Linked DNA regions of Homo sapiens: region 2 is linked to region 1. The links are chromatin contacts, found by Hi-C in ENCODE. All regions are on one chromosome and are shown on one strand. The core of a region is the stretch at or near the end of the contact, and the rest is flanking DNA. Distances in the headings are between cores, read along the strand shown.

Region 1 (4,727 bases), core at 524-3,023:
AATCCAACAAATGAATAACACAACTTAAATTCACATTTTTTCCCTCCAAAATATTATTTCCTCTTTAAAAGATACACACAAATCTTGAATTACAACAAATCCATGGTAGATCTGGGTTTAGGCTATTAAGGGCAAAAAGGATTACATACTTGCCATATTCCTGTCCAAAATGTTGTGTTATGGAAATGAAGCCCACTCATTACTAAGTACTAGGAAGCTCTTAATGACCCAGGGTTAACATAATCTTTTCCTTTTCTGTAGAAATAATTCCAGCAAGGTGAGAGTATTTTCTTCTACTGAATGCTAAAATATGCTAGTTACATAAACTTTAAAAATGCCCTCATAAGAAGCTTTTTCACCAGCAAATTGTTTCCCCTAAATCTTACTGGCCTAAACTCTTAATAATAAAAGTTTTGTTTTAATAATTCTGTAAGTCCAGCTCCTTTCGGGTGGACAAAGAGGATATACAAGAGCATCTCTCAAAAGTAAACTATTTTATTCTCAATTGCCAGCTTACTGGTTAACTGGTCCTTTAAAGCTCTAGAAAGTGCAGGTTATCGAGCACAGACATAATCATTACAATACTGCTCAGGACTGCTCTGTCTCCAGCATGTTTACTAATCATAAACTAAATAGTCTTTTTTGTGACAGTAGAGATATCATGGATCGTTTCTATTCAAGAGTTTCATCATTCCTACTAATGCCCACTGGAATAATTTAAAGTAACAGTAATAACTTTATCTTATTTTGTTCAGAAAAAGCCCCAAGTTCCTTAAGTTCCTTAAGTACAAGTTGGAAGGCATCAAACATCTCGGATTTCTACCTCGTGCTAATGTCAAACTACTTGGAAAAAGGGCACAAGCTTCCTGGTCATTATTTAACTGATCATTATACAGTGACTATTAATCATCAAATAACACCCTATCTTCGTTCATAAACATAGCAACTACCAGTCAAACTGTACAATGTCAAAGAGTGGTTCTGAATTCGAATGTAATTAATCTGGCTCCAAAGGTAACGGAGAACTTTGAGTGGGACTGAGAAACCTCTGCCTCCCCTTTTACTAATACAATGCCGCGCACAAAGAAGGGAGGCGGCGACCCAGTTCCAGCCTCCGGGGGTAGATCTGCGGCGCACGGTACCCACTCAGTTATCTTCCGAAAGACCCACAAGCGGCTCCCGGAGTCTGAGCGGGGCTGTCAGCGCCGGATCGCTCCCAGCAGGCCGAGCAAACAAGCGACCGCGAGGCCAAGGAGCGTGACGACGGACTCCCGGATCCTAGTGTGTTGGACGCTCGAGACAAACACCGCAGGCCCCAGTGCATGAGGAGAAGCACAGCCTCCTTTCCCACGACCCCACTTTATCCCCGGAGGGACGTGGTGGTCCGAAGTTCGCTAGTCCGGGATCGGGAAGAGGTGGGGAAGACTCGCGCAGCGGCTCCCTCTCAGCCCTTGAGCTTCCCGGGCTCCAGGACAACCAGCGTCCTCCCTCCCTGGTCCCGGAGGCCAAAGACCACCTCCCTCCCTCCCTCCCGACCTCTGACCCCTGACCTTCCATCACCCAAGCGCCTACCCAAGCTGGTTCTCCGAGCCTCTTGAGTCTGTTTGCACCAGGCCTGCGCTCCTCTACAGACCCAGCAGATCACGGGCACGCATTCGCCACCCACCGAACATGGGCTTGAGGTGGGCACGAGCGCTTTTTGCCGGAACGTGTAGGGGTCCCCCGGGAGACCCAGAAACCACAGCGCCTAGCTGCCGGGCGCGCGCTGTAGCGTGGGGTCAAGGCGAACGCGCTCGTCAGAGCACCCCGCCCCCTTTCTCCTGCGCTGGCTTCATGAGTCTCTTCTGCGCAAGTTCACACTGTTAAAAACTTGCTGAGGATACAGTGGAGTCTCGCGATAGCTCTGCCCCACGCCATTAGAGAACACAGGATGGCCGAATGCCCGAAGTAGGGGGCGGGGCTCCCCTTGAAGCGAAGGGCGTGTGTGATTTGTATCTCTAATAAAAAGGCAGGGGCCAGGAGCGGTGGCTCACGCCTGTAATCCCACCACTTTGGGAGGCCGAGGCGGGCGGATTTCCTGAGGTCAGGAGTTGGAGAACAGCCTGGCCAAGATAGCGAAACCCCGTCTCTACTAAAAATACAAAAATTAGCCGGGCGTTGTGGTGCGCGCCTGTAGTACCCGCCTGTAGTCCCAGCTGCTCGGGAGGCTGAAGCAGGAGAATGCTTGAACCTGCGAGGCAGAGATTGAGTAAGCCGACATCTCCCCACTGGGTGATAGAATGAGACTCCGTCTCACAAAAGAAAAGCAGAAAAGAATTCTGCAAAAGCATCTATTTTACTGCTATAAAGCAGCCACTAAGTAGGTACGAATAAAGCTTCTCCCCCTCAAAAACAGACTTTAAAGGGAAATGTGAATAAATATTCAAAGATGAGAGAAACTATTAAATACATGTGTTGCGCTGAAGCTGGCCTTCCACTATTGGTCTTTTTTCCTCTCACCTCTTCCTCATAGAAGTGACCTTAATGTTGGAATAACTCTGAGAGGCTTCAGGGTCAGGAGCCTGTGAAATAACCCTCAGGAAACACTGGGGACTCAGTACTTAGTTAGTGAGTACCTAATAGCAGCTTTTCTGCTGTGGAGGCCTTTTGGGTTGTGTGACCACAGAAGCACTTGAACTAAGTTCTTGTCCAAGTGAATATCGGTTGTAGTTGTGTTAGACAGTCCAGGGTAGTCCATATTTTACTTAGTATATTCCTTTATCACAGATACGAAGCTGTTTCCATAAGCAAATCCCCGCCTCCTTTTATTTTGCTTCCCTTTATTGTACTTTGCAGATAATATGTTTTCCTATAAATTGAAGTTTTTTGGCAACCTTACTCAAGCAAGTCTGTCAGCATCATTTTTCAAGCAGCATGTGTTCACTTGCTGTTCATCTGTTATGGTGATCTATGATTAGTTATCTTTGATGTTACTATTGTAGTTTTTTGGGAGCATTACAAACTCTGCTCATAGAAGATGCTAAACTTAATAAATGTTGTGTGTGTTCTGAAAGCTTCACTATTGGCGCCTGTCTCTCTTCCTCTCTTCAGGCCTCCCTATTCTTTGAGACACAACAATATTGAAATTAGGCCAATTAATAACCCTACAATGGACTATTAAGTGTTCAAGTAAAAGGAAGGGTGGCACATCTCTCACTTTAAATCGAAAACCGAAGGAATTTAGTGAGGAAGCCATGTCAAAAGCTGAGATAAGCCAAAAGCTAGGCCTCTTGTACCAAAGTTAGCTAAGTTGTGAATGCAAAGGAAAAGTTCTAGAAGGGAATTAAAAGTGCTACTCCAATGAAAACACAAATGATAAGAAAACGAAACAGCCTCATGCTGATATGGAAAAAGTTTTAGTGGCCTGAATAAAAGATAAAACCAGCCTCAGCATTCCCTTAAGCCAAAGCCTAATCCAGAGCAAGGCCCTAACTTTTTTCAGTTCTGTGAAGGCTGAGAGAGGTGATGAAGCTGTAGCAGAAAAATGTGAAGCAAGCAGAGGTTGGTTCATGAGATTTAAGAAAAGAAGCCATCTCCATAACATCAAAGTACAAGGTGAAGGAGCAAGTGCTGATGTAGAAGCTGTGGCAAGTTTTTCAGAAGATCTAGCTAAAATAATTGAAGCAGGTGGCCACACAAAACAACAGATTTTCCATGTAGATAAGACAGCTTTCTATAGAAAGAAAAGGCCATCTAGGACTTTCATAGCTTCTAAGCTTCACAGGACAGGTTGACTCTCTTGTTAGGGGCTAATGCAGCTAATGACTTGAATTTGAGGCCAATACTCATTTATCATTCTGAAACTCCTAGGGCCCTAAAGAGTTATGCTAAATCTATTCTGTCTGTACTCTATAAATGGAACAATGAAGTGTGGATGACAGCACATCTACTTAACAGCATAGATGTACAGGATATTTTAAGCCCACTGTTCAGACCTACTGCTCAGAAAAAAAAAAGATTCCTTTCAAAATATTACTGCTCATTTATAATGCACCTGGTCACCCAAGAGCTCTGATGGAGATGTACAAGGAGATTAATGTTGTTTTCATGCCTGTTAACACAAAACCCATTCTGCAGCCCATGGATCAAGAGTAATTTTAACTTTGACATCTTATTATTTAAGAAGTAATAAGGCTATGGATGACATAGATAGGAATTCTTCTGATAGATCTAGACAAAGTAAATTAAAAACTTCTGGAAAACATCCACCATTCTGTATGTCATTAACAACATTTGAGATTGGTGGGAGAGGTCAAAATATCATTAATAGTAGTTTAGAAGAAGTTGATTCCATCTCTCAGGAACTCAAAGTCTCAGCTTTGAAGGGATTGAGACTTCAATGGAGGAAGTAACTGCAGATGTGGTGGAAACAGCAAGAGAGCTAGAATTAGAAGTGGGGTCTGAAGATATGACAGAACTGCTGCAATCTCATAGTAAAACTTTAATGGATGAAGAGTTACTTCTTATAGATAAGCCAAGAAACTGGTTTCCTGAGATGGAATATACTCCTGGGAAGATACTGTGAACGTTGTTGAAATGACAGCAAAGATTTTAAAATATTTCATAAATTTAGTGGACAAAGCAGTCCAGAGTTTAAGGGGATTGACTTGAGTTTTGAAAGAAGTTCTACTGTTGGTAAAATGCTATCAAAGAGCAGTTCATATCATGGAGGAATATTTTGTGAAATA
Region 2 (4,601 bases), core at 527-3,026, 6.3 Mb after region 1:
TTGCTGGAAACTAAGGCCATAATGTCTTAAAACAGAGCCTTCTGGGCTATCATTCCCATGACCTAATTTTTGTTCATCCCACTTTCTGTAGCCCAGGAGAGGAGATGACATACTGAGACACATGACAATCATAGTTTGTGCAACTATAACACCTAATAGTGTGTCCCTGGAACCAAATGCAACAAAGTCTGAGATTCATACCCACGATCTAATGGAAACAGAGAATGGAGTCCTGCATCTGCCCAGAGATTATTGCTAGAGGAATGCCAACTGGGAGGTACCTGGTTAACAGAAGCATCTGTATTAGCCACAGGTGAAGGGGAGCGACAGGCAGGTGGAGAGGAAATCTCACTGTTGGTTCCCTCCTCCCCAGACTCCTCAGTGACCGGTGACAGCAAAGTGTGACAGCGACCTGCAGTCATCTGCCACGTAAAATGTAGCCCAAAGGACATGAAAATCAATTAGCTATGTTAACATAAGTCCTGTTCAGGCACAGGCCAAAACAGAGTTAATTATAAAACGAAGGTTAAAATTACTGGGACCCGAATTCACATATTAATCCTGTGTTAGTATTTAAAAGTTCTGTCTTCAAGAGAATATGATGCTAGTAATCATTTGTAAAACAATCAGGGATGGGGGTGCATATGACATTGAAGTTTTGTTGTTGATTAAATACTTCATTATTTTCCTTTCTTTGGAGAGTTTGTGGCTTTATAAATAACTGGAAAAATCACGAATCATACAAATGAGAAAAGGTCTGTGAAATAAAGCTTGGTCTTTTGTGGACATCTCAAGTTTCAAATATGGTAGGAAGATAAATGCACCCAAAGTACTGTTATTGCCAAATGGGCTCAGGTATGGTTACTCATTACCTGAGGCACAGCACATATAAGGGAAAACACACAGCACTGGGAAACATTATAGTCACCAAAATACTCAATGCATTTTAGATGGCAAGTGTATAGGAAAATAGTGGTGCAGAATAGAAAATAACAAAGTTGATTTATTTTAATCCAAAGCCAAGCTTTAGACGGTCTGTTTTCATATTTTTCTAACAATAGCTGTTCTTCTAAATTGTATTACACATTTATACAGTAGAGTACATGCACATATGTAGTTAGCTAGTTAGCGTGGAGACCACAACTAAATATATATGCCATGAATTTCCCATCCCCCAGACAACTAAAACACTGTGCAAGTAAATTATTGTTTAAAGCTCAGAGCCTCTCAGTATTATTGCGAAATTATAAACAAATACAGGGTAGACCTCTGACATGTTAAGTAATTCAGCTGTCTCGAGCACATAGTTTCATTTTAACTGTCATTGTTTACAGTGTCAAAGATTGGCCCGGCCCAACGGTAGTCAAAGAGACTTAAGGAATCTGTTCCTCCCTCTGAATCTGCAAGATCGAAGGCTGGTCCCTGAAATCAGCCACGGAGAGGGAACATGGAGCCACTCGCCAGGCTCCAGTCAAAGAGCAAAGCCGCGGGGACCCACTGGATCCTTACCATGACCACAGAGGGGTGGGCCGAAGGCGTGGGGAGGAGCTCCCCATCCAGGTCCTCTGTCCCTTCCGCCAGCCCCTCGACCTCGGTCACCGTCAGCAGCATGGTGGCGTGCTTGGCTTTCATCGTCAGCATCTTGCACTTGGAATTCAAAGAAGCGATCTGCTCCTGGTAGCCCTTAATTTTCTGCGCCAGCTCCTGAGGAAACATTTCCCCCACCGGGGTGTCAGAGCAGCATCAAAAGGAAACAGAAGTAGTAGCGTTCATCTTCCTGCAGGGCGAGCCAATGAGCGCGCAGAGCCGCGCGGGCCCGGGAGGCAGGATGTGTAGGCGGCGAGTCCTCCTGCATCTCGCTACCGAGCCAGACCGCAGGCTGCGCGGCGCGGCGCAGGCACAGCCAAAGTGCCCGAGCCCGCGTCCCCGCGTCGGTACAAAAGGAGAAATGAGGGGATGAGGCCGAATGAGTGGTTTCTAATCGCGAGAGGCCCCATATGGAATCATGAACTTCCGCAACATTAGGAACTGACAACTCTCTTTAAAAGCAGAAAGCATCTGAAATTTACCAGATGGTTCCTGCCATGGAAATTAGGTCATGTGATGGCTAAAACCACACCAAAAAAAATGCAAGGCTCAGCTCTTACCCTACTGAGTACATTCAACAGAGATGACAGTCATTTATTTTACATAGGGTCACATACTCAATAGCCTGTCTGTTCCTATGTCTCTAAGAATTTTTTTTAGATAGGCTAGATATTGCATATGGAAATCCCAATTTTTAATGCAGATTGACCCCCCAAAAAAATTTTGTATATTCATCAAATTTTTTCTTGCTCACTTCATCATGTCTCAAATGTTGCTGAGGCTTTAACTAGAACTTTAAACTTGAAATGCAATTCGGATTTAGTGTCTTTTAATTTCACTTGCTTTTGAAAAAATAATTGTTTTTTTGTTTTTGTTTTTGAGCAGACAAGAATGAAAAAATATATTATGAGAGATAGAGGTTTTAAATATTTTATTAAGAGCTTATTGGAAATATAATCTGGATAGCACATAACCCTTAAAAAGGTAACTATAGATTCATTTTAGGAGTATGGTAATTCTAAAATATTAAAGTTTTACTTTCTTGCTTAAATATTTTAAGTATCAAATATTAAAATTATACTTTATTGCATCTTTAAAAAACGAAAATACATATTTCAAAACATGATTCCTAAAAGTACAAAACTATTATTCTTTTTTTTTTTTTTTTTTTGGCTTCTTTGTTTCAGAGGCTGTCATTTATTGTGCACATAGAACACATTTTGTGGGCCGGGTGCAGTGGCTCATGCCTGTAATCCTAGCACTTTGTGAGGCTGAGACGAGGGGATCACTTGAGATCAGGAGTTCAAGACCAGCCTGGCCAACATGGTGAAACCCTGTCTCTACTAAAAATACAAAAATTAGCCAGAAATTGCTTGAACCCGGGAGATGGAGGTTGCAGTGAGCCAAGATTGTGCCACTGTACTCCAGCCTGGGCAACAGAGTGAGACTCTGTCTCAAAAAAAAAAAAAAGAACACATTTTGTGACAAAAATATTAAATTGTAATGTCTTTAAAATAATTGTGTACATACATACACATACATTCATATATATACACACACATATACACATGCACACACACATATGTACACATAGTCATCCCTCAGTAACTGAGGGGCGTTGGTTCTAGGAACCCTCTTAGATACAAAATTCACAGATATTCCAGTTTCTGATGTAAAATGGCATAGTATTTGCATATAACCTATGCACATCTTCCCAAATACTTTAAATCATCTCTAGATTACTAATAATACCTAATACAATGTAGATGCTATGCATTATAAATAGGTGTTATACTGTACAATTTAGGGAATAATGACAAGAAAAGAAGATCAACATGCAGAGATGCAACCATCCTTTTTGCTCCTCAAATATTTTCCATCCATGATTGGTTGAATTCATGGATGCAGAACTTATGGATATGGAGGGCTGACTGTATGCAAAACACGTGTGCACATGCACACACACACACACACACACACATTTTGTTATTATTGTTGTTTTGTTTGTTTCTTCCTGCCCAACTGAAGCCGAGTGGAGCAAAAAACAGTCCAGCAGAACTCAGCCAGCAGGCAGTCAGTCTTCTTGACTCCTAATAGTATAGGAATTTTTAAAACAAGGATTTAAAAAGTAGACATCATTGCTTCTTTACCTCTGGGGATGCAGTTAATTAAACCTAATAGGATTTTTAAAAACAGTGATTGAATAGCTATTTACTATATCTTGTCTAGTGGCTAGCACGTGGGTACTCAATAAATGACATTTACTGCAACTAGTTAATACTAGAAAAGAGCTCTAGCAGATTACTGGACTCCTTGAATTTCAAGTCACCAAGCTTTCGCACAATGGTTTGCCATTATACAAAAATTGAAGGAATCTTTTTTATTATTTTATTTTATTTTATTTTTGAGATGGAGTCTCGCTCTGTCACCCAGGCTGGAGTGCAGTGGCGCAATCTCGGCTCACTGCAACCTCCATCTCCGGGGTTCAAGCCATTCTCTTGCCTCAGCCTCCCAAGTAGCTGGAATTATAGGCACGCGCCACCATGCCCAGCTAATTTTTGTATTTTTAGTAGGGACATGTTGGCCAAGCTGGTCTCGAACTCCTGATCTCAAGTGATTTGCCTGCCTTGGCCTCCCAAAGTGCTGAGATTACAGGCGTGAGCCACCATGCCCGGCAATTTGAGGAATCTTTATGAAGTAGACAGAGTTAGTATTAGGCCTTCCACCCTTTGTAATCACATGGCTGGGCACAGCTCCCTGCTACAGTATCCTGCAAAGATGTGCCCACACTGACAGCAAGTGACCATTTCTTAAGCTGCAATTCTCAACCTTATTGTGTACAAAACTCATTTGGATTGTTTCTTTAAAAAATGCAACTCTGGTCACCACTTCCAAAGGTTCTGATTTACCAGGTGTATGACAGTCTGCACTTCATAATTAGCCCATGTGACTCCAATGCACGTGACTTCCACTGAGAAATAGTACTCTACGACTTGCTTCTGTAAGTGTAAACC

What was found. Hi-C counts contacts between places; a loop is a spot of excess contacts on that map. Pooled maps may share reads with other maps.
Region 2: a pooled map shows a loop between it and region 1 (16-fold over the local background). The contact joins the enhancer-like site here to the promoter of SHPRH in region 1. A Hi-C loop is called at or near these places in 2 of 37 single-sample maps with no recorded cell type and 8 of 50 pooled maps.

What each region holds. Positions count from the first base shown.
Region 1 is chr6:145,962,585-145,967,311 of GRCh38, forward strand. It overlaps SHPRH (SNF2 histone linker PHD RING helicase), which reads right to left and starts at 1,774. Exons shown (of 30, transcript NM_001042683.3): 1 at 1,147-1,774. RefSeq lists enhancers at 1,291-1,420, 1,531-1,750, 1,662-2,649, 2,201-2,250.
Region 2 is chr6:152,300,360-152,304,960 of GRCh38, forward strand. It overlaps SYNE1 (spectrin repeat containing nuclear envelope protein 1), which reads right to left. Exons shown (of 146, transcript NM_182961.4): 92 at 1,510-1,704; 93 at 282-422. Among named protein-coding and RNA genes, the nearest start is that of SYNE1-AS1, 78 kb to the right of the region's middle. RefSeq lists enhancers at 1,371-1,420, 1,471-1,870, 2,021-2,090. Within about 2 kb of position 1,777, at least 35 of the 41 ENCODE cell types and tissues checked have a DNase peak (open chromatin) inside an H3K27ac peak, as active enhancers do.